Regions from separate parts of the Homo sapiens genome. Here region 1 is linked to region 2. Evidence: read pairs that join two places in POLR2A ChIA-PET (ENCODE). Cell type or tissue: Caco-2. All regions are shown on one strand.

Region 1 (4,000 bases), 130 kb after region 2:
AGGGGCTGGGATCTCAGGATTGTTCCAGATTGCTCTGCATCTTTCCCCTGCCCCTCCCCACTGGTAATGTTGCTGTCTTATGAAATGAAGAAAATTGTTAAGTGTCTAGGTCACTATGAAGTCTCTGGTATTTCATAGTGTGTCCTCATGGTGACTGCTCAGGGATTTGATTTAGATCTGGATTAGCCTGCCTTTATCTTGAGTCTTCCCTCCCTACTGTCTGTTCTCTACTAGTAGTCAATGTGATCTTTTTCAAACTGTAATGAGAGCAAGATTCTACCGCACTTAAAACCTGAAAGTGCCTGGGTGTGGTGGCTCATGCCTGTAATCCCAGCACCTTGGGAGGCTGAGGCGGAGGATTGTTTGAGGCTGGGCCGCAAAATGAGACCTGGTCTCTACAAAAAATTAAAAAATTAGCTGGGCTTGGTGGTGACCATCTGTAGTCCCAGCTACTTGGGAAGATGAGTCAAGAGGATGGCTTGAGCCTGGGAAGTCAGGGCTGCAGTGAGCCGTGATTGTGGCATTGCACTCCAGCCTGGGTGACAGAGTGACACCCTGCCTCAAAAAACAAACCCAACAGTGGATTTCTTAATAGAATAAAATCCTAACTCCTTCTGTTCCCACCTCAGGCTCTGCTCTCCTTGCTCACTGGGCTGGAGAGCCCTATCTCTAGAGCTTCATGTGGTTGCTTCTTTCTCTGATCCTTAAGCTCAACTGTTCATCTCAGAGAGGCTTCCTCTGACCACATTCCGTAAACCCCGTTGCATAAGTGGTTGGTATGAAATGATGTTTGTTGGTGTATTTGGTCAGTGTCAGACTTTGCACCACTAGAATGTGAACTCCCTGTGGACAGGCACCTTGTCTCTTGCTTTTCTGTATCCTGGTCCCTAGAACAGTGCCTAGCACGCGGTAGAGCTAGTAAACATTTGTAGAATGAGTGACGGTTGACTACACTGGTGCTCATAGACAATAACGCCCACATTTACTAGCATTTGAAAATTAGACTCATTGCTGTGTGTTTATTGTTTTGAATTTGAAAGCCTAGCAGAAAAGGGAGGGAAGAGAATGTGGAGGCTGGGGCTGGGCAGGCTTGCCTGCCAACCCCAGGGCCTCTCTTGTCCTCACCTGTAAAATGAGGGACATGAAGTGAACCTTGCAGAGGGCTGTCAGGGTTAAACAACAAGTGTCTGTGAAGTATCTGGCACTTAGGCCCACAGATGCCCTACCATTGCCAGGTAGCTCTGCAGAGAATTAACTACAAGGATTCTTCACCTGTAAGGTCATTTGATACTGCCTTTTTAATATCTAGGTATTGAAAAGCTGATTTACTTTTTCAATTATGAAAGAATTTATAGTTTTTTTTTTTTTTTTGGAAATAGGATCTCACTGCCTCAACCTCTTGGACTCAGGCGCTCCTCCCACGTCAGCCTCCCAAAGTGCTGGTATTACAGGCATGTGCCAGTGTGCCTGGCCTAGGTATAGTCTTTAAGGAAAATTTGGGAAGTAGTGAAAACTATAAATAGGAATTAATAAAAACCCATCGGGCCAGGCGTGGTGGCTCACGCCTGTAATCCCAGCACTTTGGGAGGCCTAGGTGGGTGGATCACCTGAGGTCAGGAGTTCTAGACCAGCCTGGCTAACATGCTGAAATCCTGTCTCTACTAAAAATACAAAAATTAGCCAGGCATGGTGGCATGCGCCTGTAATCCCAGGTACTTGAGAAGCTGAGGCAGGAAAATCACTTGAACCTGGGAGGCGGAGGTTGCAGTGAGTTGAGATCGTGCCATTGCACTCCAGTCTGGGCACCAGAGCAAGACTGTCTCAAAAAAAAAAAAAAAAGAAAGAAACAAACAAACAAAAAACCATTATCTGAAGAAAATTGTAACATTTTGATATCTTTATGGGTAACTTTGGGCTGATGTTTTCTAAACAGAAAGCATTCTCGTTTATGCATCTGCCTCCCATCATAAAAGCACTTACTCATCCCTTTATTTAGTGCCTCTTATAGTTTAGAATTGTATATTAATCACATTAAAATGGGGCCTCAATTTTAGTCTGGCTGGTGTTGGGCAGTTCATTTCAGGTCATGTTTGTATGTGGAAATCCAGATTCTGTGGCTGGAATCTTAGTGTCTCTCGTTTGGCCTCATGGGGAAGAAGGTGAGGCTTAAAAAGTCAATGTACCTAGGCTGGGCGCAGTGGCTCACACCTGTAATCCCAGAACTTTGGGAGGCCAAGGTGAGTGGATCACCTGAGGCCAGTAGTTCAAGACCAGCCTGGCCAACATGGTGAAACCCCATCTCTACTAAAAATACAAAAATTAGCTGGGTGTGGTGGTACACGCCTGTAATCCCAGCTACTCGGGAGGCTGAGGCAGGAGAATTACTTGAACTTGGGAGGTTGCAGTTGAGTCGAGGTCGTGCCACTGCACTCCAGCCTGGGCGACAGAGTGAGACTCTGTCTCAAAATAAAATAAAATAAAATAAAATAAAATTGAGTGTTCCTACAGGTTTGCTTTTGGTGACTCTCTAGGAAACACTTGACCTTACTTGCATGCCTAATGTAACACAGGCCCTTCTCTTTTCTTCCCATGCTTTAGAAGATGGCAGTGAACGTATACTCAACGTCAGTGACCAGTGATAACCTAAGTCGACATGACATGCTGGCCTGGATCAATGAGTCTCTGCAGTTGAATCTGACAAAGATCGAACAGTTGTGCTCAGGTAAGAGAAATCTGCTGGATCATTTTTCTAGGAAAGCCTGTAGGTTTTTCAGGAATGTGAAGGCCTGTATCTGACTGCAAAGCCACACACAGAGGTTCAGGGTCTTTGTTAGGGCCACCCTGTTTCTTCCTCTCAGCCCTGCCTTTGCTTCTGCTTCCAAAGGAACTTTTTTTTTTTTTTTTTTTTTTGACAGAGTCTCGCTCTGTTGCCCAGGCTGGAGTGCAGTGGCGCGATCTCGGCTCACTTCAAGCTCCGCTTCCCGGGTTCACACCATTCTCCTGCCTCAGTCTCCTGAGTAGCTGGGACTACAGGCGCCTGCCACCACGCCTGGCTAATTTTTTTGTATTTTTTTTAGTGGAGATGGGGTTTCACCGTGTTAGCCAGGATGGTCTTGATCTCCTGACCTCATGATCTGCCTGCCTCGGTCTCCCAACGTGCTGAGATTACAGGTGTGAGCCACCACGCCCGGCCTTTTTTTTTTTTTTTTTTTTTTTTTGAGATGGGGTCTGGCGCTATTGCCCAGGCTGGAGTGCAGTGGTGCAGTCTTGGCTCACTGCAACCTTCGCCTCCCGGGTTCAAGCGATTCTCCTACTTTAGCCTCCAAAGTACCTGGGACTACAGGCGTGCATCACCACACCTGGCTAATTTTTTTGTATTTTTAGTGGAGACGGGGTTTCACCATGAGGTCGAACTCGTGACCTCAAATGATCTGCCTGCCTCAGCCTCCCAAAGTGCTGGGATTACAGGCATGAGCCACCATGCCTGGTTGGAACTATACTTAAATAAAGAGTGTGCTCTGGCCTGCAGGTCCACCATCTTCTGCTCTAGAGACTGCATTCTGAGGCCTGAAGCTCAGCCCCGACTTCTTGGTGTCTATTATTGTGCATCCAGATTGCATGTTTTATTTGAGGACAGTAATTGTATTAACTACTGTCTGCTGTTCTAGTTTTATGTTCATCAGTGGCATTTCTTATTCCCAAGAAGTACAAGATCAAAGTCTAGCAAATATCATTTCAGCCACAATTTTATGGAACTACTGTTTAACAATAATTTGGCAAAGATGTAATGATTTAAAGTCTCGGTGTGGTGGCTCACGCCTATAATCCCAGCACTTTGGGAGGCTGAGGCAGGCAGATCACCTGAGGTCAGGAGTTCAAGACCAGCTTGGCCGACATGGTGAAACCCCGTCTCTACTAAAAGTACAAAAAAATTAGCCGGGGGTGGTGGCAGGCGCCTGTAATCCCAGCTGCTCTGGAGGCTGAGGCAGGAGAAACGCTT
Region 2 (4,000 bases):
GAGCGAGACTCCTTCTCAAAAAATAAAAAATAAAAAATAAAACAAGTCTCCATAATGAATGATGTCACTTAAATGACATTCTGGAAAAGGCAAAACAGTAGGGACAGAAACCAGGTCAGTGGCTGCCAGGACTGTGCTGATGGGAGGGCTGACTCTAACCACACATGAGGGCACTTCGTGGGGTAATGAAAATTGTCCATGTCTTGACTGTGGTAGTGATTACACTACCATTACACATTTATCAAAACTCACTGAACTGCATACTCAAGAAGGGTAAATTTCACTATATGTAAGTTACTTGACTTCTCCCACCCCCCCCGCCAAAAAAAACAAACGAAAGTGCTGTCCAAATATAAAGTATCATTAGACATTATAGCACTTTTCTCAGAGATTCTGAAATACCTTTGTGAAATGTGACAAATGTTAAAAAAACAAAAACAAAACCCCAGCCAGGCGTGGTGGCTCATGCCTATAATCTCAACATTTTGGGAGACCAAGGCAGGAGGATCCCTTGAGCCCAGGAGTTTGAGACCAACCCTGGCAACAGAGTGAGAACCTGTCTCTACAAAAAATACAAAAAAAAAAAAAAAAATTAGCTGGGCATAGTGGTGCATGCCTGTAATCCCAGCTACCAGGGAGAATTACCTGAGCCCAGGAGGTCGAGGCTGCGGTGGGTCGTGGTCACACCACTGCACTCCAGCCCGGGCAATAGAATGAGACTCTGTCTCAAAAAAAAAAAATAAAGCAACTTGGAAAAGATCAAGTATCCTTTAGAAAAATATTTGTTGTTGAGTGTTCTGTCTTTCAGAAAGGCCATTTTCCACTCTGGCAAATGCTCATGTGTCAGGTTGCTGGTCCCACAAGAGAGCAGTTGACCACTTGGGCTATTTGAGGACTTTCCACAACATCATCAGCTTTTTTATTTTTAAAATATGAGGCTGGAGTGTAGTGGCACAGATCATGGCTTACTGCAGCCTCTAACTCCGGCTCAAGCAATCCTCCCACTTCAGCCTCCAGAGCAACTGGGACTACAGTCACATGCCACCACACCTGGCTAATTTTTAAGTTTTTTGTAGAGACAGGGTTTTGCTATGTTGACCAGGCTGGTCTGGAACTCCTGGCCTCACATGATCCTCCTGCCTTGGCCTCCTAAAGGGCTGAGATTACAGATGTGAGCCACTGTGCCAGGCCCAGCTTCTTTTTTTTTTTTTTTTTTTTTTTTGAGACGAAGTCTAGCTCTGTCGCCCAGGCTGCAGCACAGTGGTGTGATCTCTGCTCACTGCAAGCTCCGCCTCCTGGGTTCACGCCATTCTCCTGCCTCAGCCTCCCAAGTAACTGGGACTACAGGCACCTGCCACCACGCCCGGCTAATTTTTTATATTTTTAGTAGAGACGGGGTTTCACCTGTGTTAGCCAGGATGCTCTCGATCTCCTGACCTTGTGATCCACCTGCCTCGGCCTCCCAAAGTGCTGGGATTACAAGCGTAAGCCACCGTGCCCGGCCCCCAGGTTCTTTTTTTAATGCCACTATAGTAAAAATAAACAATAGTGTCAGAACTGAACAGTTATAGGAAACAAGAATGATAGGCCAAAAAGTGAAAAAATGAAAGAAAAAAAAAAAGAACTGAACAATCAACACCCCCTCCCCCCACTTGATCTTCCCATCCCAGCCAAGCCAGTCCTCTTCCCTCCAGGGAAAGAATACAGGTATTTCTGGCTCATCTCCTCTTGGGCCAGACTATTACCATCCTAATGAACACTATACTCCAAAAGCAAATAAACTGCAATCAAAAGTGAGATTACCAGACAGCAGATTTCTAAACAGAATTGGAAGAACAGTGAATCAATGCAAAGGTGCAGTGCTAACAGTAAGAAAAATCCTGCCCAAATCCCCCAGCATTGCAGCAAAATCCCCCTTGACAGTCTGCAGAGCCTGATCAATGCCCCTTATTCAACAGAGTATATTCGTGACAAAATTCCAATCCAGCAAAGGAACTGTAGTAGTTCTGGAGTTCATAATGGGCTCTGAACTATTGTAAATGGGAGTGAGGATATAATCTACTCTTACATAGAAAAAACAACCTGGCCAGGTGCGGTGGCTCACGCCTGTAATCCCAGTACTTTGGGAGGCCCAGGCAGGTGGACCACGAGGTCAGGAGATTGAGACCATCCTGGCGAACACGGTGAAACTCCACCTCTACTAAAAATACAAAAATTAGCTGGGTGTGGTGTGACGCATGCCTGTAATCCCAGCTACTGGGGAGGCTGAGGCAGGAGAATCGCTTGAATCAGGGAGTCAGAGGTTGCAGTGAGCCGAGATCGCGCCACATCAGCCTGGTGACAGAGCAAGACTCCGTCTCAAAAAAAAAAAAAAAAGAAAGAAAGAAAGAAAAAAAGAAAAAACAACTTGTCAGTTATCTGTGTTCAGGGCTTATCACTCCCTCCCCCAGGGCCTAGCAAAGCCTTTGCCCATATGAGGCGCTCCAAGAATGTTGGTGGAGTCATGGAGCAGGATAGTCAACTGCTCTGGGAAGAGGGCCCCCTTACACTGTGGAGCTATCTGTGATCTATGTTAAAACTGACCCACAATGAAAACAACTTCCCTGGCCTTTTTTTTTTTTTTTTTTTTTTTTTTTTTTTCAGACAGAGCCTCACTCTGTCGCCCAGGCTGGAGTGCAGTGGCGGGATCTCAATTCACTGCAACCTTCACCTCCCGGGTTCAAGCAATTCTTGTGTCTCAGCCTCTGGAGTAGCTGGGACTACAGGCACGAGCCACCATACCTGGCTAAGTTTTTGTATTTTTAGTAGAGATGGGGTTTCACCATGTTGGCCAGGCTGGTCTCGAACTCCTGACCTCAGGTGATCCGCCTGCCTCGGCCTCCCAAAGTGCAGGGATTACGGGTGTGAGCCACCACACCTGGCCTGGATTTCTTCTTCTAAAGTCAGGGAGGTTTGTTAACATTGCTTCCATGGAGGCTCTACACTCAGCCTCATTTCATTTCAACAAAGGGCAGGACCTGTTCCAAGGCTGGCTTGGGGAGGAGGAGCGGGGCTGAATGATGCTGATTGTAGGGGTGATTGAGCTGAAAAGCAAGTCTCCTATCACGAAGCTCATGGGCTGGGCATGGTGGCTCACGCCTGTAATTCTAGCACTTTGGGAGGCCGAGTCAGGCAGATCGCTTGAGCACAGGAGTTTGAGAACAGCCTGGCCAACATGGCAAAACCCTTCTCTACTAAAAATATGAAAATTAGTTGGGTGTGGTGGCAGGTGCCTGTAATCCCAGCTACTTAGGTGGCTGAGGCACAGGAATCGCTTGAACCCCGGAGGTGGGGGTTGCAGTGAGCCAAGATGGTGCCACTGGACTCCAGTCTGGGCAAGAGAGCAAGACTCTGTCTCAAAAACAAGACAAAACAAAACACACACACACACACACACACACACACACGCACAAAAGAAAGAAAGAAACTCAGGGGCTAGTGGGAAAGAGAATCCTGGGAACAAATAATTACGATTTGATAATAAGTAGCTCACTGGTTAGTTAAGCATGCTCTGTGTGAAGTGATCTACCCCAATAACCTTGTGAGCTGAGAATTATAACCCTGTTACAAACGGGGAAACTAAGGTTCTCAGATGTTAAGGAGTTTGCCCAAGGTCACACAGTTAATAAGCAGAAAGGCCAGTATTGAAACCCAAGCAGGGCTGGGTGTGGTGGCTCACACCTGTAATCTTGATGCTTTGGGAGGCCCGAGGCGGGAGAATCACTTGAGTCAAAGAGTTTGAGACCAGCCTGGGCAATACAGTGAGACAGCCCCCCCTCCCCCCACCCCGCTCTCTACAAAGCGAAAAAAGAAACCCCAGGCAGTCTGACTTCAGAGCTTGCACTCCTAACCCCTGAAGCAGAGGAATGAGGGCCCAAGGTGTGTTTATTATGGCCAAGAACTATCAGGAGAGGCCTTTAGAAATGTGGGGCAGCACTGTGAGCCCAAGGGGAGAAGAGGC

Evidence for each region. ChIA-PET counts read pairs that join two places held together with the same protein. Peaks named below come from ENCODE experiments on the same cell type or tissue, not always from the same donor. Only the 100,000 strongest peaks of a DNase experiment are listed, where the experiment ranks them.
Region 1: POLR2A ChIA-PET joins it to region 2 with 7 read pairs; 6 of 35 experiments call an interaction of 5 or more read pairs at or near these places.

Annotation. Positions count from the first base shown.
Region 1 is chr20:32,823,327-32,827,326 of GRCh38, forward strand. It overlaps MAPRE1 (microtubule associated protein RP/EB family member 1), which reads left to right. Exons shown (of 7, transcript NM_012325.3): 2 at 2,599-2,722. The coding sequence starts at 2,602. Among named protein-coding and RNA genes, the nearest start is that of MAPRE1, 5.4 kb to the left of the region's middle. In Caco-2, no CTCF peak of the experiment used is centred here; no DNase peak of the experiment used is centred here.
Region 2 is chr20:32,693,588-32,697,587 of GRCh38, forward strand. No RefSeq gene overlaps it. Among named protein-coding and RNA genes, the nearest start is that of C20orf203, 22 kb to the left of the region's middle. In Caco-2, no CTCF peak of the experiment used is centred here; a DNase peak (open chromatin) is centred at 2,484.